Linked DNA regions of Homo sapiens: region 1 is linked to region 2. The links are chromatin loops, found by intact Hi-C in ENCODE. Cell type or tissue: prostate gland. All regions are shown on one strand. Links, peaks and the distances in the headings refer to the core of each region. The heading gives the core; the rest is flanking DNA.

Region 1 (13,156 bases), core at 2,662-10,661, 71 kb before region 2:
CTGCTGCTGGTGGAGCCCAGCAGACAGACCCCGAGTGACTGTGGATTCATGAGTTTCTGTCATTAAACAATGTAATTTTTTAATGTGAAAAATAAATTGTGTGTTTTTATAATTAAGAAACAAATTTTCCAAAACGCAAAACATAACATTTGTTGGTGGTGGGGCGGGGGGAGGGGGGTGAAAAAAATATTAAAACCAAAATGATGCTGTGGTTTTCTGTGGCTGAACCTTTTTGTTCCACCGGTAGTTTTCATGCATTGATTAGTTTTTAAGATTTCTGAAGGATGCTCTAACTCATGAAGCATACAAGAAACCCCATGATAAAAGAAGTCAGGAATATTAAAGTTAAAATCTCTAAATAATGTGATAATATGATGATGAAAAAATTAAATTCATAAAAACTGACCCAGGATTTACACAGATATAGAATTATCAAATACATTTATAAATTACTATACCTGAATTAGGTATGTCCAAAAGTTAAGTAGAGACACTCATGATATATAAAAGACTCAAACCCAACTTCTAGAGGAAAAAAGCTACAACGTTTAAAATGAAAACTACAGTGGATGGGAGGAACAACAGATTACACATTGCAGAAGCATATAGGCATGAAGTTGGAGACACAGCAAAAGAAACTAACCACAATGAAACACAAAGTACACACAGTCAATGTACATAGAAAAAAAAGATGCTATAGGAGAGAGAAACAGAAAGAAAGAAAAGAGCATCATGATCTGTGGACAAGTCCAAGCAACCTGATATATTGGTAATTGTCATCCATAAAGATGGAGAAAGATGCTGAAAGCAGATGCTTGGAGAAAAATGTTCCAAGTTACCAAAACAGAGACCATATAGCCAAGACAATCCTAAGCAAAAAGAACAAAGCTGGAGGCATCATGCTACCAGACTTCAAACTATACTACAAGGCTACAGTAACCAAAACAGCATGGTACTGGTACCAAAACAGATATATAGACCAATGGAATAGAACAGAGGCCTCAGAAATAACACCACACATCTACAGCCATCTGATCTTTGATAAACCTGACAAAAACAAGCAATGGAGAAAGGATCCCCTATTTAATAAATGGTGTTGGGAAAACTGGCTAGCCATATGTGGAAAACTGAAACTGGACCCCTTCCTTACACCTTATACAAAAATTAACTCAAGGTGGATTAAAGATTTAAGCCTAAGACCTAAAACCATAAAAACCTTAGAAGAAAACCTAGGCAATACCACTTAGGACAGAGTCATGGACAAAGACTTCATGACTACAACACCAAAAGCAATTGCAATAAAAGCCAAAATTGACCAATGGGATCTAATTAAACTAAAGAGCTTCTGCACAGCAAAAGAAACTATCATCACAGTGAACAGGTAACCTACAGAATGGGAGAAAATTTTTGCAATCTATCCATCTGACAAAGGGCCAATATCCAGAACCTACAAGGAACTTAAACAAATTTACAAGAAAAAATCAAACAACCCCATCAAAAAGTGGGCAAAGGATATGAACAGACACTTTTCAAAAGAAGACATTTATGCAGCCAACAAACATATGAAAAAAAGCTCATCACTGGTCATTAGAGAAATGCAAATCAAAACCACAATGAGACACCATCTCATGCCAGTTAGAATGGCGATCATTAAAAAGTCAGGAAACAACAGATGCTGGAGAGGATGTGGAGAAATAGGAACACTTTTACACTGTTGGTGGGAGTGTAAATTAAAAATCCACAATGGTTGTGTAAGTTCCACACAAGGAGGCGAGAAGGGAAGAGTGCAACCATGATCTTCCCATCCCGGAGGTGAGAAGGGAAGAGGGCGACCATGACCCTCCCATCCGGGAGGGAATTCATCGAAGGTCACCTGATGGCTGCCCATGGAAAGTCATAGATCCCAATATGGTTACACATGGAAGGAAAAGGTTACTGATAAGTCAACAAAAATGACACAATAAAACAATTAAAACGTTCAATCCAAAAGAATGCGGAAAAGAGGAAAGAATCATGAAGAACAACTGAAGTAAATAGAAAACAAAGGAAATGATATTTGTGGATGAAATTTGCGATGGAAAAAATCAAACCCTCTAAGTGATTAAATGAAAATGTCTAAACATGCCAATCATGAAGCAGATTGTCAAACTGGTTAAAAATGCTGTCATGGCATATCCCACAGTTGTTACTTAGTATATATTCTGTGATTCTGTGATTCTTTCAAATGTCACCCTTTGGATGCTTAGTTTACCAATCTCCAGTCTTTGTCTTTTTTTTTTTTTTGGCATCAGCATTTAATGCTTAAAATTATACATTTTACTTGAAATAATGCTTTTGCTAAATATAACAGCTTTTGATACATAGTATTTTCATTGCTAGACAAATCTTACATCTTAAAATTTTCCATTGTGTCTATCTTATGATTGATTAACGTGTAGAAGAGTTTATTTTAATTGCCAAATAGGAGGTTTCATTTATCTTTAGTTATTGTCCTTTAAGTACACTTTTTCAGAAACATCCTTTTAATCTTGTATTATAGCAAAATACATAGTGAATTTTGTATAGTATTCTTAAGGATTTTAGAAAATCAATTCTCTAATTTGGATTTGTATGCCCAATAAATCAAAGTTTTAATTGCCTTGTTTAAGTCTTGTATTTTTGACTATCTTTTATTATCAAAATTGAGGGATATTTAAATCTCCCCAATGTGACAATTGATTAATATAACCATGGAATTCTATCAATCTGTGGGCTTTAAACATACTGAGGTGATATTATTAGATGAGAAAATATTTAGAATTGTTTATCATTCCTAGTGGGTCTCATGTTTACTAGTATGTACTGGCATTCTTTATCTATAATAATGCTTTTTGTCTACCTCTATTTTCTGTCTTTTCTTTTCAAATAATTATGTTATGTGCCAAATTGTTCATTATAGTGGCTGCATCATTTTGCATTCTTGCCAGCAGTGTAAGAGAGATCTGGTTTATCCACATTCTCACCAGGACTTATGTGTCTTTCTTTTTATTTGAGCTGTTTTAACAAGCATACAGTGACACCCCACTATGACTTTAATTTGCATTTTCTTAGTGGGTAACAATGCAGTCATTTCATGTGTTCGCCATTCCCGTATTAATTGTGTTGGAATATCTCTCCAAATCTTTTGCCCATTTTCTAGTTAGATTGTTATATTTTACTGTTGCATCTTGAGAGTTCTTTATATATTTCACAGATAAGCCCTCCTTCAGATGTGGTATATGCAAGTATTTTCCCCCATCTGTAGATCTTATTTTTGTTCTTTTAATAAGGCATTTTACAGAACAAATATTTCTAATTTTGGTGGAGTCTAATTTATAGGCTTATTGTTTTATAGATTATAGTTGTGATGTGTAGTCTAAGGACTATTCCTTTACTTCTAAGTACTGACTTTCTTTAAAGTTAGCTACATAAAATTGTTTCCCAGAAAACACCTCTTTTCTCCTTCAGTCACTGTCCTGTGTTTCATGATACACCTCTGGATTAAATATTTACCTGGTTCCAAAGATGGCAGAAATCCTAACGATGTAATTTCAAAAGGGGATATCGGCCCTAAGACATACTTTTTTTGCATTTTGGGAATACCAAAGAAAGAAAACATAAAATGGGAACTGCTTTTAGCAATCCATCTAGTGAATCACTTTACTACTCAAAATTTAAAAAAACTCAAGATGGAGCCTTGCTGGAGCTTCACCTCCACAGGCGAGGGCCACACACTTCTCCTGTGATGCTTTCCATCTGCCTCAACAATCTCCTCTCTTCTCTCTATTTAGAGTGCTCTTCTGTTCTAAGTTCAGTTCTCAGTGCTTCTGAAATTAAACGAGTCAAACTGAATATTCACTTTCAAACAGTGAATATGTTGAAATGGACACAGGCCAGAACTCAGATGTCCATTCTTGAAACCACACAGAGGCTGCATTCCCACTAAGCGATGGAGAACCCGGGCTTGGGGGCTGTGCCCTGTGTGCATCACAAACCCCGTCCGCTTCACGTAGTGTAAACTTGGAAACGGTCTCCAAGACGGATTACAATTTACTCACCACTCCCTCCACAGACTCCCACCTTGCCACATTCTATTTTCTGTATCCCCTGTGTGCATTTTGTTAGACTTTTGAGCATGTTCTCAAAATAAAAGTTACTTCTCTTACATTTTAGCCCCGTTCTACTGAGTTGGCAAAATGACCCAGGGTTCCTGTGACGGTGACGAACCCTGACATGCAGGTGAAACCCGAACACACTGGAAAACTCCGGAAACGCTTCCAATACTGCTCCTTGCAAACGCCTGCCTCAACACTTACTGGGAAAACACTCTGGTTGACCTAATTCTCACGTTCCCTTTCTCAAATCAAAATAGGAAGAAGAATGATCTAGAGAGAAAATAAAGATGTGCTCTCGACCCAGCCATCCGCCGTGGGAGTCGCCACCGCACCCAGCAAGTCACTATTGACTCACAATTAAATAGGACTACTTAGAATCTCACTAGATTCCACAGCAGGTACAGCAGTAAGAAAGTGTGCGTCGTAAAAACACCAGGGGCCCCTTCCTCAACTCAGAGTGAGGGCCCACAAATTTAAACGTCTTCTCTATCACCTGGTAATTTCGGTACCTTGTGTAAATCCACTTTTCCCTAGACTGCCAATGATTCTTTCCAAATCTGACAGAAACCATTAAGACATAATTTTACAAAACTTTTCCAATGCACCAAGCTGAACCCTCTCCTCCTTTGGCGGGGAAGGAAAAAACAAAACAAAAACCTCCAGGTCCAGTTTCACATAAACCAAGCAATGGAAAAATTGTGTTTAGGTTTTCAGGTCCTCAATTTAATTCAATGCATTTAAATTGCTATTTTACTCAGTGAATATTTTGTAATTTCTTCCTCACTTGTATCACATCAATATGGGAAGCATATTTTTAGACAAAATATAGAGAATTTCTAACAGAATTTTGAACAACTTTCAGTGCAAGAAGCAGTCTGGGAGAATTCCCAAAACATTATGGTGATTTCTGAGAAGAATAGAAACTTGGATAATTCCATAATTAAAGACCCTGTATCTTTTCTCATTGTACCCACCCACACGTACACTGGCATATGTCCCTCCACACATATGCATACATAATGCATGCATGATGATTATACACGTGTGGGTGCATGCCGTATGTCTAGAAATTGTATAAAATTTAAATCTGCTCCACAGGGTTGCTGACTTAAATAAACACTGTGCAATTCTTGAGGAATAAAACGGTGGCCGCTTTTCTCCGCCTGTTTGATAGACTTACAGTTTCTGGTCTGGGCTGACCTACAACAGTACGTTTTGCCCACTGCCTTTCAGTCGTGATCAATTTTCTCCAGTTACTGGTGCGTTGATTTTCCATATCTTTTGTAACAAATGACCAGACATTGGGCAGCTTGAACATCTCAAATGTATTTTCTCACAGCTCTGGAGGCCAGAAGTCCGACGTCCTCCTCACTGGGATGAAGTCGGGGTGTAGGCAGGGCCGCGCCCGCTCGCCGGGCTCTAAGGGAAGATCCTGGCTGCCTCTCCAGCTCTCCTGGCTGGGCCCCGCCCCCTCGCCAGGCTCTGAGGGAAGATCCTGGCTGCCACTCCAGCCCTCCTGGCTGGGCCACGCCCCCTCGCTGGGCTCTAACGGAAGATCTTCGCTGCCTCTCCAGCTCTCCTGGCTGGGCCGCGCCCCCTCGCCAGGCTCTGAGGGAAGATCCTCGCTGCCTCTCCAGCTCTCCTGGCTGGGCCACGCCCCCTCGCCACGCTCTTAGGGAAGATCCTCGCTGCCTCTCCAGCCCTCCTGGCTGGGCCACACCCCCTCGCTGGGCTCTAACGGAAGATCTTCGCTGCCTCTCCAGCTCTCCTGGCTGGGCCGCGCCCCCTAGATAGGCTCTGAGGGAAGATCCTCGCTGCCTCTCCAGCTCTCCTGGCTGGGCCGCGCCCCCTCGCCAGGCTCTGAGGGAAGATCCTGGCTGCCTCTCCAGCTCTCCTGGCTGGGCCCCGCCCCCTCCCCAGGCTCTGAGGGAAGATCTTCACTGCCTCTCCCGCCCTCCTGGCTGGGCCACGCCCCCTCGCCAGGCTCTGAGGGAACATCCTCGCTGCCTCTCCAGCTCTCCTGGCTGGGCCGCCCTCACTCGCCAGGCTCTGAGGGAAGATCCTGGCTGCCTCTCCAGCTCTCCTGGCTGGGCCGCGCTCCCTCGCTAGGCTCTGAGGGAAGATCCTCCGGGCCTCTCCAGCTCTCCTGGCTGGGCCGCGCCCCCTCGCCAGGCTCTGAGGGAAGATCTTCACTGCCTCTCCCGCCCTCCTGGCTGGGCCACGCCCCCTCGCCAGGCTCTGAGGGAACATCCTCGCTGCCTCTCCAGCTCTCCTGGCTGGGCCGCGCCCCCTCGCTAGGCTCTGAGGGAAGATCCTGGCTGCCTTCCTGGCTGGGCCGCGCCCCCTCACTAGGCTCTAACCCAAGATCCTCGCTGCCTCTCCAGCTTTCCTGGTGCCCGCAGTGCTTGGCTTGCGGCTGGTTCACTCCGATCTCTGCCTCCCTCTGACGAGGCCCTCTGCGATTCCAGTGGACCCCCCAGGACAGTCAGCTCCCATCTTCAGGCCCTTCGCTGAGCCCACCTGCAGGGTCCGTGGAAGGGACATTCACAGGCTCCGCCGACTGCAACATGGGTATCTGTAGGAGGCCATTATTTAGTCTACAATAGGGCCACTAACTACTCTCTAGTTTACATTCAAAATTTTTCTTACTTACATGTTTTTTTTTTCTGTGACTGCTGCATGGGGACATGAAAGTAATGAATAAATAAAAAGCTCATTCCTCCATGCACCTGTCACTTTGGGTCCTGTGACTCCAGCTCCCCACTCCCTGGCCCCCCATTCCCCTGCCTCCTGCACAGCAATGACGCACGTGTATGTCACAGGCACTAAGAGGACACATTTCAAATCTATGGCCCCAAAACAGCAAGTATGTGAGGCGCAGTGTGTGATTGGCTTGAGTTAATCCTTCTACACTGAAAACATACGTCATAGCATCGCATTGTGCTCCATAAATATCATACAATTATGATTTGTTAATTTAAAATAATGTAAATTATAAGCAAAACATAATTAGAAGCCTAGCGGTAAAGAAAATCCAGGTCTAAATGGCTTTCATGAAAAATTGTTCTAAGTGTGTAAAAGAAATAGGGCTCAGCTCACATCTCATCTTCCCAGGATAGGAAAAGAGGAAACGATTCTCGCCTAATGTTTTGGGGAGAGAATAGCATGGATGCTGAAACCTGGAGTTCACTACAAGAAAGAATTATCATTTAATTTTTCCCCAAAAAGTTGTTTTTTGGGGGAAATTTTCCAAAATTTCCCAAGAAATGTAAAAATAGCTAAACAGTTTAACAAATCACCATACAGTGAAATTTTAAATCAGAATAACACACTGTGATCAGGCTGTGTATTCCGGAAAATAAGGACTGTGTAATGACCAAAGATCAACAGAATCACTGATGTCTGCAAAAATAGCAGAGAGGAAAATCCAAGGTCTGTCCCTTCACAGAATCACTGAAAAAACTGAGCAAAACGGTCAGAATCAACTTTGTCAGAACTCTAGAAACACCGAAGGTTTATAGTAACCAAGCAAATGCCTGAGAGATTCACCACAGACGTAGGAGGCGTCTGTAAAAACACCTGCCCTGCCCCAGCCCTGAGGCCAGGCAGCAAACTTGATGTTTCTATTACTCTTGAAATATGCAGGATGTTTACAGACTGCACAAAAGAAAATAGAAATTATTAGTAAAACCTGACATTTAAAAACAATGGTTCAGTTGATGATAAGATAGAAATAAATTAATTCTATACTATTTCCATTATTTCTAATTATATGTGTGAATATATAGTACAGTTAAATTGTAAATCTTTGATCCAAGACATACAGCATTTAAACACAGCAGATTTCCTTTTCTGATATTTCAACACATTCCTAAATTGATACAGATAAATTGGTTACAAATTAATGACTACTTTAGAAAATCACCAACTAGTGCTATAACACATGAATAGATTTTAAAGTAACAAAATACAAAACAAGTAATTCATATCGGGGTAGAATACATGAAATTATCTAGATAATTCAAATATTAGAAAATTGGACATCTCATCTACAGAGTATACTTGCATTTCTATAACTAAGTTCATACATTAGCTAATTTTCACATAGTATTTACATATAGTATTTTTAAAATGTCTTAACCATTTTTTCTTTCTCTGGTCTAAAGGGAGTATATCACGAATTATATCTTCAGTTAACCTCAAATAAAATTTCTAAAGCTCCTAAAACAAATCTAAACAGAAATAACAGGAATGGTTTTAAATAGAATAAGACTTTTACTTAAGACATTTTTTAAGAATGTGGAAAGATAAGGCCCAGCACAGTGGCTCACGTCTGTAATCCCAGCTACTTGGGAGGCTGAGGCGAGTGGATTACTTGAGGTTGGGAGTTTGAGACCAGCCTGACCAACATGGAGAAACCCTGTCTCTTCTAAAAATAAAAAATTAGCCAGGCATGGTGGCACATGCCTGTAATTCCAGCTACGTGGAAGTCTGAGGCAGGAGAATCGCTTGAACTCGGGCGGCAGAGGTTGCGTTTGAGCCAAGATTGCACCATTGCACACCTGCCTGGGCTATAAGTTGATAGATATGAATATTTAACAGCATGAAATTTCATTTCTCCATAATGATATATAAAAACAACAATTCAAGAACTCCAAAAGGATTGATAATGGAACTAGATAAATTGATTCTACGATTTGTATGTGAGAGTAAAGGATCAAAACCTGCCCCGGCGTATCTCAGAAGAACAAGGTTAGGAAACTACTTTGCCAGGTATCAAGTAATAGAAATCACTATTGCCTAGTCACAGCACGAGGGGAAACAAACAGATTAGAGAACACAGAATAGAACACTAGGAATTGAGCATCTCATACATTCAAACAATGTAGCGCAGACATATTATTGTATATCAGTGAGTGAAAGAGGTTCCTGCAGTGAACAGTGCTGGAACGCCTGGTTATCAATATTGAAAAAATTAACTTGGATTCCTACATCTTATCTTGCATTTATTTATTCCACATATAATAGGCATTTTAATTTGAAAGGAAACCTAAAATATCTGCAAGAAAGTATGAAAATATCTTTATGAGCTGAGGATAGAAACATATTTCTTCAAATAAAAAAGCATGAGTCATGCATTAAGAGCTTGCTGACTTAGCACATTAAAAATAGAAAATTCTATTAATCAGAAAACACCATTAGAAGAAATATTTGAGCTGCAGATTGAAGAAGATAAGTGCATGACATATAACTGACAAAGCATTACTGTTGAGAATATAAAAATAATTACTGGGAGTTAATCTGGAATAGAAACACAGCACTGTGTGTGTACACCCATATACACACAAATATACAGACATGCATGTGCATACATTCCAGATACAAGGAAACAGAGGCCAATAAGTGTTTGAAAAGATGTTCAATGACATTGCAACCAGAAAAATGCCAACTAAAACCAAAAAAGCTATTTCCCCCGCATCAGACATTAAACCTCCTGCCCACAGTGTGCATTGGCGAGGAAGTGGAGGAAAGGGAGCCTCAAGCTCTCCTGGGGCAGGGACTCTGGGAAGGTGTGATTCGGTTATTTACTAAAGTGGACAGGTGCATCTCCTAAGACTCAAGAAACTCACTTGCAGATACAAACCCTAGACACACCCTTGCATGTGTGCCCCAGACATGGCTCAGGAATGTTTACAGCTGCGCTGCTTTTAATAATCCAGTGTTGGGGAGGCCTTCAATCACTTGTAGAATGGATAACATCTTGGGTATTTTATGCTAAATAATGTTATAAACACATAAAAATAGAGAACTATACTTTTGTGCCTCAACATAAACAGCAAAATGAGCAATACATTGTTTAAGGATGAATAGGTAGGTAGATGATTGATAGATAGATAGATAGATAGATAGATAATCGATAAATGATAGATGATGGCTAGATAGATAATAAATGAATAAATAGATGATTAATAGATATATACCATATAGATAAATGATAGATGGATAAATAGGTGAAAGAAAGATTGATAGATGATAGGTAAATAATAAATAGAAAGCTAGATGATAAATAAATCCATAGAAAGATGATGGATAGATATTAAGATAGATAGGTAGACAGAAAGACAGTAAATTATCCTGAGTTCTCTGGAGCTCAGCGGATTTGCTGACTTTGTATTGGGGGTGCAATCCCAAAAAAGTAAGATGAGGGAAGTGGAAGTGAGGCCCCTGGAGTTTGAAAGTGCAAACCAGAACAGTTCAGGGGAAGTGAGGCCCCTGGAGGTGGAAAGTGCAAACCAGAACAGGTCGCTGAGCCCCAGCTCTGCAGCTGATGAGACGGGATGAACACGTGGTCTCATGGGGGAATCCAGGGGAGTCACTGGTGGGGAGGCGTGAAACAAGCTCCCTGATTCACCTCCCAGGGGCCCACTCCTGCCTCTCCTGCAGTTCCAAGCCATGAGGTCAACCCCTCAGGAACCAAGGGGGAATCCAGCCCAGGGCCTCTTTTGGAAAAGACAAAGACATGCCAGGTTGTGGGTCATTAAAGCCATGGTTTCCCTCAGCTGCTAGCAATGACTGCAGGGCAAAGACTCACAGGCTCAGGTGGGATTTTAAGCAGAAGCTTCCTAACTCTCCCAGTGAGAGGAATGTGTCCAATTCACACAGTCTCCAGCACAAATGACCAACGGTTCTGTTATCATAAAACGATTCTGCTTGCCATAAATATTTACAATGTGTTGTGCACATTTTACAAAAGGTCGTGTTTGCCAACCCCCTGTCTTGTCTTAGTCCACATTCTGTTGCTATGACTGAATGCTGCAGTTTGGGTAATTTATACAGAATTGAGGTACCTTCACACTCTGGAGGCCGAGACATCTGAGAGGGAGATGCCAGCATCTTGGGAGGGCCTTCCTGCTGTGCCATGGCCTGGCAGGAGCCATGAGATGTGCCCTTCCTCACTTCCAGAGCCACCAGCCCCTTCGGGGGGGCCCCACCTTGATGACCTCATGGAGTCCCAGTTCCCTCTCAAAGGCCCCACCTCCAAATATCATTAACATGTGACTTAGGGGTTAAATTTCTAACACAAAATTCAGGGAACACAGTGAAATCAAAGCACATCCCCAGGCAGCTGCTACAAAAGTCAGAGCATCCTGGGCCCAGCTGGGCAGAGAGTCCAGCACTTGGAGCTCCAGGTTGTGGATGGGAATAAGAAAACAGTCCTCACACACAAAAGAAAGCTCATTCCAAGAATCAAAAGACAAAAAAATTGCAACAATCACAGAAAATATAATGCAGAATAAGGGTGTTGATATAAGACCTTACATACATGCTGTGTTACTGCTGTCAATAATGTAATCAATTTTCCTTTTACAACTAAAACATCACGGCATATACAAACCGATTCTAACTATACTCTTGGTTCATTTTCTGTTGCTTATAACAGAATATTTGAAGCTGGGTAATTTATTTAAAAAGGAATTTGTTTCTTACACCTACGGAGGCTGAGGAGTCCAAGGTTGGGGTCTGCATGTATTGAGGAACTGTGTGCTGATGGAGGCTTTGCCAAGTCAGAGGCGGCGCGGGAATTGCATGGTCACGGGCTGAATGCTAAGTGCTCACTCAGGTCTCTCTTCCTCCTCCTGGAAAGCCACCAGTCCCTCTTCCATGGCAACCCATTAGTCCATGAGTCCATGTGTGGCAGGACAAGCCACAGACAAAACCCCTCAGACACCGAGTTAAAGAAGGAAGGGTTTTATTTGGCTGGGAGCTTTGGCAAGACTCACGTCTCCAACAACCGAGCTCCCTGAGTGAGCAATTCCTGTCCCTTTTAGGGGCTTACAACACTAAGGGAGGCCGCATGAGAGGGTCATGATCAGTTGAGCAAGGAGAGGGTACAGGACTGGGGGCTGCATGCACTGGTAATCAGAACAGAACAGAACAGAACAGAACAGGACAGGGATTTTCACAATGCTTTTCCATACAATGTCTGGAATCTATAGATAACATAACCGATTAGGTCAGGGGTCGATCTTTAACCAGGCCCAGGGCGCAGCGCCGGGCTGTCTGTGTGTGGATTTCATTTCTGCCTTTTAGTTTTTACTTCTTTCTTTGGAGGCAGAAACTAGGCATAAGACAATATGGGGGGTGGTCTCCTCCCTTACATGGATGGAGGAATCCATTCATGAGCTTCCAGGATGCAGTCACCTCTTAAAGTCCTCCCTCAATGCTGCCATGCTGGGGATTAAGTTTCCACGAGATCTTTGGAGTGGACAGACATTCAAACCATGGCCACGCTACAGTGAAAATTTAAAACCAGCAGACCATCCATCTGCATTCGTTTTCTATGGTTGCTGTGACAAATCACCACACACTGTGATTTGCAGCAACACAAATCTATCATCTTTCTGCTCAGTAGGTTGGAAGCCTGATGCAGCTCCTGGGGGCTAAAGTCCAGCACTGTGAAGCTGCGTTCCCTTCTGGGCTCTGGGCAGAAGCTGCTTCTCAGGGTTTCCAGCTTCCCAAGGCGTTCACCATCCTGGGCTCCCGCCTCTCCTCCAGCTCCAGCAGCCCCTGAGCGCCCCTACGCTCCCCGTGTGGCTGCAGGGTCCTGTGGCTGCGCTGGGTCCATGTGGACAACCCAGTGTGGTCTCCCCTACATCAAGCATGTTGAGGAGCAACCTCCACTCCCTCCATCCGCAGCCTCAGCTCCTCTGCACAAACCCACACAAACACAGCTGCCAACCATCCAGAGAAGGGCATGTGTGGGGTGGCAATGATCTGCCTGCCCCATTGTCTTTGAGGTTATTTTAGGGGTTGGAACAATAAATCACAAATAATATGAATCTATGTACTGATTTCGCTACCTCTGTGTACTGTCTGCATCACTCTGGGTTTTCTGGCTAAACAAAGCCACTGTGAACATCACAACAGTCATGGGGTTTTCGTAGAAGGAATATGGGTTCAGGGGGCGTGGGAGAAGCGGGTGAGGGGGTGGCTGAGGCTCCGAGATTTGCTCCCAAGGATCA
Region 2 (10,477 bases), core at 1-8,000:
CTGATGGCAGAGCCAGAGAAGTGGCCATGGGAATTTGAGCTGCAGAATAGAAACAGCAGCATTTTAGAGAACGTGGTCCGCGCTGGCCTCAGCCATGCCCTCCCCCTTGGACTGCAGGGTGGCTGCTCCATGGGGAGTCTGGACCTGAGTAGGGGGCTTCTGGGTGGTCTGGGGCACCTGCCTGCCTCATCCCCAGCCCCACATCCTGATGTCGGGGGGCACCGCTGGCAGCCCTGGCCCTGCGTCCTCTGCCCCCTCCTCTACCCCTGGCTTCATCCCAGGGGACTCGGAACCCAGCACCTGCCCAGGTTGAACCACACAGCCTCTGTCAAGTGAGACCCACGGACTGTTTTTGAGTGGCCTGTGAGCTAAAAATGGCTTTTACGTTTTAAAATATAAAACAGAAAAAAAGTAAAACTGCCAGACCCTGAGCAGGAAGGAGCTGAGACTGTGGCCTTGTGGCCCATAAGCCCTGAACACTGATCTTGGGCCCTCACCGAAAGGGGTTGTTGAGCACTCCCTGAAATCCTTTGCTTAGACCCCGCCTGGTTTCCCGAACCCTCCCCTGACTCGGCCTCCTCCTGCCTTGCTCCTCCCTGCTCAGCCTTTCCCTCCACGACAGCGTCCCTGCAGCACTGTCTCTGCCCTCCCTCCTCCCTGCCCTCTCTTTAGCCATAAGCGGCTCACTGGGGACCCTGCCTCTCCTCCCGGATGCAGGGCCTTCACATGGTTCAGTCCCAGGAGGACCCTGCCTCTCCTCCCGGATGCAGGGCCTTCACATGGTTCAGTCCCAGGAGGACCCTGCCTCTCCTCCCGGATGCAGGGCCTTCACATGGTTCAGTCCCAGGAGGACCCTGCCTCTCCTCCCGGATGCAGGGCCTTCACATGGTTCAGTCCCAGGAGGACCCTGCCTCTCCTCCCGGATGCAGGGCCTTCACATGGTTCAGTCCCAGGAGGACCCTGCCTCTCCTCCCGGATGCAGGGCCTTCACATGGTTCAGTCCCAGGAGGACCCTGCCTCTCCTCCCGGATGCAGGGCCTTCACATGGTTCAGTCCCAGGAGGACCCTGCCTCTCCTCCCGGATGCAGGGCCTTCACATGGTTCAGTCCCAGGAGGACCCTGCCTCTCCTCCCGGATGCAGGGCCTTCACATGGTTCAGTCCCAGGAGGACCCTGCCTCTCCTCCCGGATGCAGGGCCTTCACATGGTTCAGTCCCAGGAGGGGTGTTCAGTCCCTGGTGACCCTGACCTTGTCCAGAGGCTGGCACAGGGTCATCCTCCCCGAAGCCCTCCCACACCCAGCTCCAGGGTGCAGCACCTTTCTGGCCCCTCCCTTCCCTCTGGCCGCAGCCTCCTGTCTTCATGCTTCTCCGAGATCTCCTGGTTTCAAAAGCGCTGGGTTTCTTGCCTGTCCCACCTGTTGGACTGGGCACCAGGACGTCTAACAAACATCTCAAAATTCACACTTCAGTCCGACTGCTCTGCTCCCCCCTCTTCGTAGGGGCGGCTTCTCCCTCCAGCTTCTTAGACCAGAGACGTAACAGGGCATTGTTCAGGAAGCTCCGTCCCTCCACCTTTAAGATCAGCCACGAGCCCAGTGTGTTCCATGCCCTTCACCCCACCCTCGCCGACCCGCTGCTGACATGCAGCGGTCCCTAAGCCGTCCCCCGACTGCCCAGCCTCTTGGGCATCCTGGGGAAGCGTGGGCCTCAGAGCCAAGCACTGCCCCTCAGAACGTTCCAGAGTGTCCCCAGCTCCCCCAGAGTAAACGCGGAGTCCTGCAGTGATGCCCTGCGGCCTCCTGCCAGCTCTGTCCCAGCCGTTCATGGCTGTGCCTACGACTCCACGAGGCCCCCTCACCCCCGACAGGCTTCACATTTCTCTGTAGCAGCACTCGCCACATGCTTGGACTGGCTGCCTCTTACTTCTGGGCCTCCCATGGTATAGAGTGTAAGCGCCAGCAAGGCGGGAGCCCCATGCTCATGAGGTGTTGACCCACTGCCCACCATTACTAGCTGTGAGCGCCAGCAAGGCAGGAGCCCCATGCTCACAAGGCGCTGACCCACTGCCCACCATTACTAGCTTTGTTGATGGCATTTCCTGTGCTGGCTGCTGAGAGAATCATCAACACCCACGTGCAGATCCTCTGCCCTCCCTGGCGCTGTACCTTTGTGCAGGTGGAGATCTTCCGCCTTCCTCAGTCTCTTCTGCTAAAGAGGCACTGGCACTGACAGCAAGAGGACCTGCTATGAGAACCAAAGGGATGGAAGGGCCCGGCACCACTCCTTCCCAGTGCAGCTGTGGAGCAGACGCAGCTGCTGTCCCTTTGTCATTTACGGGGAGGGGATTATTGACGTTGTTACTCTGTAGGTTTTAAGGATTTCAAGTCATCAGTGTCTTCCAGCTAAGGTCAGATGTGCTGCTGATGACCCAGAGGGCTTGCAGGGTGACGTCTCTCTGCTGGGGGAGGCCTCGGGGTCTTTCCTGTGCTGCTGGGTGGTGTCTCCCTGTCCTGTGACCCAGTGTGTTTTCTTCATAATGAGCATTCATTGCATTTGGGACAGTACAGTGGAGATTACCGCTGCTCCCAAGGGTGGGCCCAGTGAGGGTGTTGCTCCCACCTCAGTCCACATCAGCTCTCTCCAAAGTCTTATCTAAATAGACGGTGTCACTAGAACTTTTTGGTTGTATTGCCTAGTAATTTTTTGTTTTTGTTTTTTAAACAGATTATTTTCGAAATACCAGTATTTCGACTCCAGGGGGATGTTCATTTCTATAGTATTTTCAGCCCCACTGCTGGTGAATGCCATGATCATTGTGGTACGTAGATGACACTTTCAGTTGTCTTTCTTCATGTGTATGTTTTTCAAATCTAAACATGTCTCAAACAATTGTGTTTAGGTTATGTGGGTATGGAAGACTTTGAATGTGATGACTGACCTGAAGAATGCACAAGAGAGAAGAAAGGAAAAGAAAAGGAGAAGGAAAGAAGACTGAGGGGCAGCAGCTGCTTGGAGTTTGCGTCCTTCCCGTCCACCCAGTGCAGCTCCCAGTGCTGCAGTGTGCGTGGCGTGGGCATCCTTCCAGCTGACTCATGGTTTGAAAAACCGTTGTTTTATTTAAATATCCACAGTGGTAGGGCACACACTGAAGTTGGCTTTTCAGCCAGCACTGAATGTATCCATCAGGACATGCGTCTTCAGGTGCCTGATCTTTGTAGTCAGGCTGTGGGAACGGTCTCTGCAGAGCTTCATAACTGGGAATTTGATTTGAAGAAGTCCATGTCATATGTGTAACTAGTACTAATTATAAATATAAAATACACAATATAAAATATGAAACTCAATAATAAACAGTGCCACCTGTACATGGGCACCATGCCCTCCTCCTCGTGCTGTGTTTTCTAGTGCATGCCACAGTTCGCAGTAGAGGGTGTTTTCACCTTCCAAGACATGGGGCAAAGTTTGGAGACACCTGGTTGTCACTGGAGGGGGTGGTGCTCCTGGCTTCTCCTGTGGAGCCCGGGGTGATGCATAAAATCCTGTGTGCCTGGGTCAGCCGCATCACAGACAATGACTTGACATGAAATGTCAGCTGTGCTGGGGCAGAGAGACCTTGGAAGGAAGCTCTTGGAAAATACGTTGTATCTCAGTTTGATGAACCAATTCACAAGAGGCTAGGCCCTCTCTAGCAAAGTTATGGGCTGCTTTACTGAAAACAGAATGGAAGCCCTGAAGTCAACACTCCATGGAGAAGCGTGTCTTTCCTAATGTCCTGGTGTTCTGTTGATTTAGGTGCTTGGGAACACAATGCTCCCAGTTCTGTTAGGACAGGCATACTGTTACTTTGCAATATCCACTTTATAAAATAGCTCCTGCCCAGTGGCTCTTGGTTCCTGTCAAATGTGGACCTGTAGTTTAAGAATGACAGGTGGTTAGAGACCCAGATATTTAAAAATAGGTGTTCAATAAGGGAATACTGATTGTGCATTGTATCTGGATAGCATGCCTAATTGTGCATTTCTGAAAGTTACCAATTCAAAATGTAATTGGAACAGTTATCTTTGATTAGACAAGCCTGGGAAGAGAATGTTGAGGTGCAGAGCTCACCAGCCAAGTTCATGCCCCTCTCGGGCCTTTGTGGCTGAGAAGTGGGACAGAAAGATGATTAAGGTAATGTGTCCTCCCTGTAGCATTGTCCAGGGCCGTTGTGTAGATATTTGACTTCACTGACAGAAAAGAAACCAGGGAGTTTGTAGAGACTGTGCATTTTTAGTATAACATTTTCACCATCTGATATGGTTTGGCTTTGTGTCCCCACCCAAATTGCATCTCAAATTGTAATCCCCATGTGTCAAGGGAGGGACCTGATGGGAGGTGATGGGATCATGGGGGTGGTTTCCCCTATGTTGTTATCATAATAGAGAGGGAGTTCTCACAAGATCTGCTGGTTTTAAAGACAGCAGTTTCCCCTGCTGTCACTGTCTCTCTCCTGCTGCCTTGTGAAGAAGGTGCTTGTTTCTCCCTCTGCCATGATTGTAAGTTTCCCGAGGCCTCCCCGGCCATGTGGAACTGAGTCAATTAAACTTCTTGTTTATAAAGTAATCCAGGTCTCAGGTAGTATCTTTATAGCAGTGTGAGAACAGACTAATTAAACATCTATATGTTATTTGGACTTAATATGGGGCCGTGTGATTGAATCTCAGTTTGCCTGTGATAAAGTAGTGTAACAGTATTGCTAGCTTTGCATGAATTTGATGCTGATGACATGTCAGTGTGAAACCATGACGTGTGGTCTTTGATTTTCATTCTGCATGTGTGTGTCTGTGTTTTGGAACAGTTATATTTTGGTTTTGTAAAAACAACCTTCACTTTATTTTTAACTGTGTAGTAAGTTTATATTCAATGCCTTAAAGTGCATTGTTAACAATTGTCTTGATATGTTGTCCTCATTTTAGGGAAAGTCATAGAAGCCAAAATGATCAGCAGTTGAGTAATTTACGAAAGCACAGGTGCAATCCCACTTTAAAGCACTGGGGGTTGCACAGAGCACACTGGTTTCAGGCTCCATAAATGTGGATGACTCACTGGAGAGCTTCATCTGTTTAAGTAGAACAAATGTTTTTACTCTACTGATAAAGTACAGGAAAGGAGGTTTGGGATCAAAATTATTTTTCACATTCCAAACCTGTGACACCTTACGTTTATCGATTGCTATGCAATAAAATACATCTTTAATAATATGTAGTATTTTTTTTTGTTTTTTTCAAAAAAATGGTATTTGTTTTGCACCTTACTGTAACTGGAAACAGGAGCACCTGGAACTTAGCTCCACCTTTGGCTGGCAGGTCCCTTTGCTGCAGCATCTGGTGCTGAGTTTTAACAAACAAATGCAATTGTGTCCTTGCCAGTAGAAGAAAGTCTACTTGCACAGATAATGTATATCAAATCAGAAAGCAATATGCAACCTGAATGGCTAGCTTCTGTGAGAAGTAAAGTGGCAAGGAAATGTTAACATGTTCTTGCCCTTTACAAAATAATAAATGTTAAAAAAAAAAAAAAAGGGCTGGGGGTGGAATTCAGGGTAAGGAGCTTCAGTGGCGCGAAGTTGAGTGGGATGCTTAAAGACAGACGAGAATTGCCGTCAGAGATATACCGGTCAGGCCCAAGCATCTTTTCCCTGGAAAAGAACTTCAGGCTTCCTTGTCTGGATTTCAGTGGAGCACCCTTCTTCTTTCACCAAGTTAACCAGAACATGTTTTCAGTGCAGCCTTCCCCTCTTTACTGAAGCCCCTCTTGCTGGTCGACTACACCAGCAAGTCGGTCCTGGGGAGGACGGGGCTGGGCTCCACATGCAGAGTTCTCGGAGGCAGGAAGGGAGCGAGCCAGGGCAGAGAAGAGCACCCAGGGGGTGGCGCTGCCCAGTCCCAGGATGGTGCGAAGATGTCTCCAAGCCCTGGTTGCTGCACAGGGAAGGCAGGATGGGGCGGCGAGGCCCACGCAGGCTGTGGGTGCCATGCGTTGGTGGCAGCTTGTTCCGAGTGGGGCTGGAACAGTTGACAGCAAGCATCCTCATCGGCCTGGTAAGCTTTCTAGCTCCTCTTCCTCCGATGTTCCAGTTTCACAGCGGCCTGTACAGTTAGATCTTTCCTCGCTTTGGGGGAAGGTGTAGCTATTATAGTCTCCGAATCATGCTGTCATTAGAAATTGCACAAGACCTATGCCAGGGGAGGCGCTGACTGGCACAGGCCCTGAAAGGAACCTGAGGACAGAGAAGGAGCTCCCTGCAGCCTTCAGGCAGCCAAGCAGAGGCCTAAGTCCAAGCATGTGGCCATAGGGTCTGCTCTGTAAGCCTCAGGGCTACTGCCTTCTGCTCCAGTCCTGGGCCAAAACACCCTTCAGCAGCTCCTGCTCCATCTGAGCGAGCTGGATGTCAGCCTCCATGGGCCCTGTTGTGCATGGGGTTGATGCTTCATCTGAGTGAGCTGGGCATCTGCCTCCATGGGTCCTGTTGTGTGTAGGGTTGATGCTCCATCTCAGTGAGCTGAGCATCTGCATCTCGGGGTTCTGTTGTACATGGGGTTAATACTCCATCCGAGTGAGCTGGGCATCCGCATCTCTGGGTTTTGTGTGCGTGGGGTTAACACTCCATCTGAGTGAGCTGGGTGACTGCCTCCATGAGTCCTGTTGTGTGTGGGGTTGATGCTCCATCTGAGTGAGTGGGGCATCTGCATCTCTGTGTCCTGTTGTGTGTGGGGTTGATGCTGCATCTGAGTGAGTGGGGCATCTGCATCTCTGGGTCCTGTTGTGTGTGGGGTTGATGCTCCATCTGAGTGAGTGGGGCATCTGCATCTCTGGGTCCTGTTGTATGTAGGGTTGATTCTCTATCTGAGTGAGTGGGGCATCTGCATCTCTGGGTTCTGTTGTATGTGGGGTTGTTGCTCTGAGTGAGTGGTGCATCTGCATCTCTGGGTTCTATTTTATGTGGGGTTGATTCTCTGAGTGAGTGGGGCATCTGCATCTCTGGGTTCTAGTTTATGTGGGGTTGATTCTCTGTCTGAGTGAGTGGGGTGTTTGCATCTCTGGGTCCTGTTGTATGTGGAGTTGATTCTCTATCTGAGTGAGTGGAGCATCTGCATCTCTGGGTCCTGTTGTATGTGGGGTTGATTATCTGAGTGAATGGGGCATCTGCATCTCTGGGTTCTAGTTTATGTGGGGTTGATTCTCTATCTGAGTGAGTGGTGCATCTGCATCTCTGGGTTCTATTTTATGTGGGGTTGATTCTCTATCTGAGTGAGTGGGGTGTCTGCATCTCTGGATCCTGTTGTATATGGGGTTGATTCTCTATCGGAGTGAGTGGGGCATCTGCATCTCTGGGTTCTGTTGTATGTGGGAGTGATGCTCCATCTGAGCTGGGCGTCTGCATCTCTGGGTTTATGGATCCCTAAGCCCAACTCACTCACAGCTTGGCCCTCCATGTGCTGGTCTTTCCTCTGCCTTACCCATGTTTGGTTATTTCTTATATAACATTGGATATCTTTGGAACAGGAGAAAATTGTTAAGTGTCAATTTGCTGCCCCTTTTTTCTGTAAGTCTATCTTCTATAAAGTAATGTAGTCCCTATTATCATGATGCTATTTCACTATATAACATTATTTTCAATGCCTGCATAGTAAACACATTGTAGGGGTATAGGCTGAATTTACGTAACCAGTTACTGATATTAGAGATGCAGAGTTTTTCTAATTGTTTTACTGACAACAGCAACACAGAAATCTCCAACCTCACATGCCTACATTTCCACTATTGACTTGGAATAAATTCTTACAAGTGAAATTTAGTCAACATATATAACTTTTATGTGACAGTTGGTAAATGTTGCTAAATCAATTTTCAGAAAGCATATGCCAATATTGGTTGTACATATTTCCTGAAATCCTTGTCTGCACTAAGTAGCAACGTAAAAAAAGAAACTTTTCTGAGTAATAGGTGAAAGTTTTATCTCACTGTTTTAACTTGTACTTCTGTGGTTACCTGTGAGGTTTAACGCTTTTCAAATGATTGTTGGTGTTTTGCATTTTTTTAGTGAATAATCTGTTCGTATTCTTCTTTGTTTTGCAATATGGGCTTTAAAAAACCTATTTCTAATTTTATGTGTTAAAATTGGTAACACATATAGGGCAGAAATATGTGTTACTAGTCTGTAGTTTGGCTTTGGCTTGTGTTGAAAAGGTTTTAGAAAGTCAAACAGTTTTTTGCTTTATGTATCATCAGGAACTGTGAAGAGCTGAGGTTCCACCTCCTCCCAAGCTGACAAGTGACCCTCGGAGAAGAACCGTGAAAACCTCACAACAGTGAAGTTAGTTTAAACAAGTTACAACGACAAACACATTGTGCCATCCTTATGATTTCACCTGTTACTTAGTTCACACTGATGGGTGGCTGGTGTTTAAATGCTTTCCAAGTTCATTTCATTTATTATACAAATGCCTGTGAAATACCCAGGCAGCATCATTGCTTCCTTCTCTAGCCTCCAAACCGAATATCCTTTTGCTCAAGCATCCAGGTAAAAAAAGGGGGACCTTAGGAATTGTGAATTTGAAGCCAGAAGCCATGGTTTACCTAGGAATGGATTTACTTGCCAAGAACTGTGACACCTTTATAAATAAAGTTACTCATGTTGGCTTTTTTGCTCTTTAAATTCTTCTCTGTAAGTTACTGATGTGACAAATCAAATAATAAATTTCAGACAGCTTATATATTGACAATACAAGAAAGTCCATCCAAGAGTCTCTCAAAGCATACCTGGCACATATTAGAAGCATGTAAGTTCTGAAAAGTACTGAGTGGACATTTGTGGGGCCTTGACTTCCCTGCCACTGTCCTTTGTAACCGATGACCTCAGGTTGGGCTGGGATGGGTTTGTGTCTCCCACCAACCCTAGGCCGCACACGGGGCTCTTGGGTGAGTGAGAGGCTTCCCCGCTGCAATCACAGTCCTGAGCAGAACAACAGACCGGAAGCAGCGCGGAGCCTGGGAGTGGAGGTGCAGCCTGGGTGGATGCGGGTTTCCCGGCTGCTTCAAGGGCACACAGCGCTTTCTCATTTCTTACCCTCCCAAGTCTTCACCATTGTCCTGGCAGGTTTATGACCCCCATCCTACAGGGCGTCACCTTTATGTCGACAGCACATTGAAATACGTATGCAATTAGTGGATTTTCCAGGGTAACAGCTGCAAGCTGTTGTGGAATTCTGCACATTAATACGTGGTCATTGTAAAAATGTGTTCATGAGAACTCTTGAGAGGTACTGACATGTCTGACGATAGATTCCGAGTGAAAACACTTCCTGTGATGACCACAGAACATGATCAATTTTATAAGAGCCTTGGTTCTCACTGGACATGGTGATGATGGCCTCGAATTTCAGTTTCCCTTCAGGAAAGGTATATAGGCATACTCGACATAGTTATTTATAAGATCACTGTAAGGATCAAAAGATATGTGTTAGATTCCCTAAACTGCACGTCTGTTAACGGCTTTGGTGGGGCTGGCGATGCGGTGGTGCTGATCTGATCCCCAGAATGATGTGGAGCATACAGAATGCGTCCTGTGCTGCTCACTCCAGGACCAGAATAGAGAAAAGGAAATGTGACATGTAGCTGCTGCGTGAAAGAGATGCCCGGCCCGACGTGGGGCCAGAGTCGTGGATCCTGCACAGGTTGGTCTCCTGAGCTGTGAAAGGGGAACGTCAGGATCTGGGGCCGCATACCTCCTTGGCTCTGCAGAGCTTTTCCAGTTCGTTCCCCGTTCTGTCTGAGAAAGACATCTTTTCCACTAACCCTCCAGAGGGCACCACAGCACCATGCCAGAGGCCCCTGTTTGGCTGCTTGGGGAAAATTTCTGTCACTTATTCAGAAAGAGAAGTCTAATATTTTTGATTGAGGAACGTCACCCGGAGCTGAAGGGAATGAGCCGGGAAGCACAGGGCTTCGGTTTCCTGTGTTCATTTGAATGAGGTTAACCACATCCCAAATCAGTTGTAAAGTCAGTTTTTACTGTCCAGAAACAGACCTAAATACATACACAGGTGAACACACAGAGTCACATGTGCACACATGTGAACACAGAGACACGTGCACACGTGAACACACAGAGACATGCGCACATGTCACAACGCAACGTACACAGTGCAGGTTTACATATACACTCTCACTTGTGCATGTAAGCTCACACTCATGCACATACCCACACGATACATGCAGCAGTGTACTCTCACGTGTGCACACGTGCACACATGTAGGCGCCTGGAGACATCACTGATTTCATTTTTCCGTTACATTAGAAAACACCCATGCTGCACCTGCACCCACACAGATGATGATGTGAATGAATAAGTGCATTTACATGGTCTAGTTTCAGGAATGCTTTTTTTTTTTTTTTTTGAGACGGAGTCTCACTCTGTCGCCCTGGCTGGAGTG

Evidence for each region. Peaks named below come from ENCODE experiments on the same cell type or tissue, not always from the same donor. Only the 100,000 strongest peaks of a DNase experiment are listed, where the experiment ranks them.
Region 1: a loop joins it to region 2, with 3 times the contacts of the local background. A loop is called at or near these places in 22 of 110 quality-filtered maps.

What each region holds. Positions count from the first base shown.
Region 1 is chr2:733,288-746,443 of GRCh38, reverse strand. LOC105373480 (a long non-coding RNA gene) reads right to left here and starts at 6,959. Exons shown (of 5, transcript XR_007086128.1): 1 at 6,494-6,959. In prostate gland, for the core only: no CTCF peak of the experiment used is centred there; a DNase peak (open chromatin) is centred at 5,763; H3K4me3 peaks cover 1,449 bases; H3K27ac peaks cover 1,310 bases.
Region 2 is chr2:662,099-672,575 of GRCh38, reverse strand. It overlaps TMEM18 (transmembrane protein 18), which reads left to right. Exons shown (of 5, transcript NM_152834.4): 4 at 2,726-2,819; 5 at 2,901-8,699. The coding sequence ends at 2,996. Among named protein-coding and RNA genes, the nearest start is that of TMEM18-DT, 10 kb to the left of the region's middle. In prostate gland, for the core only: a CTCF peak has its summit at 5,008; DNase peaks (open chromatin) are centred at 3,265, 3,805 and 5,045; H3K27ac peaks cover 1,586 bases.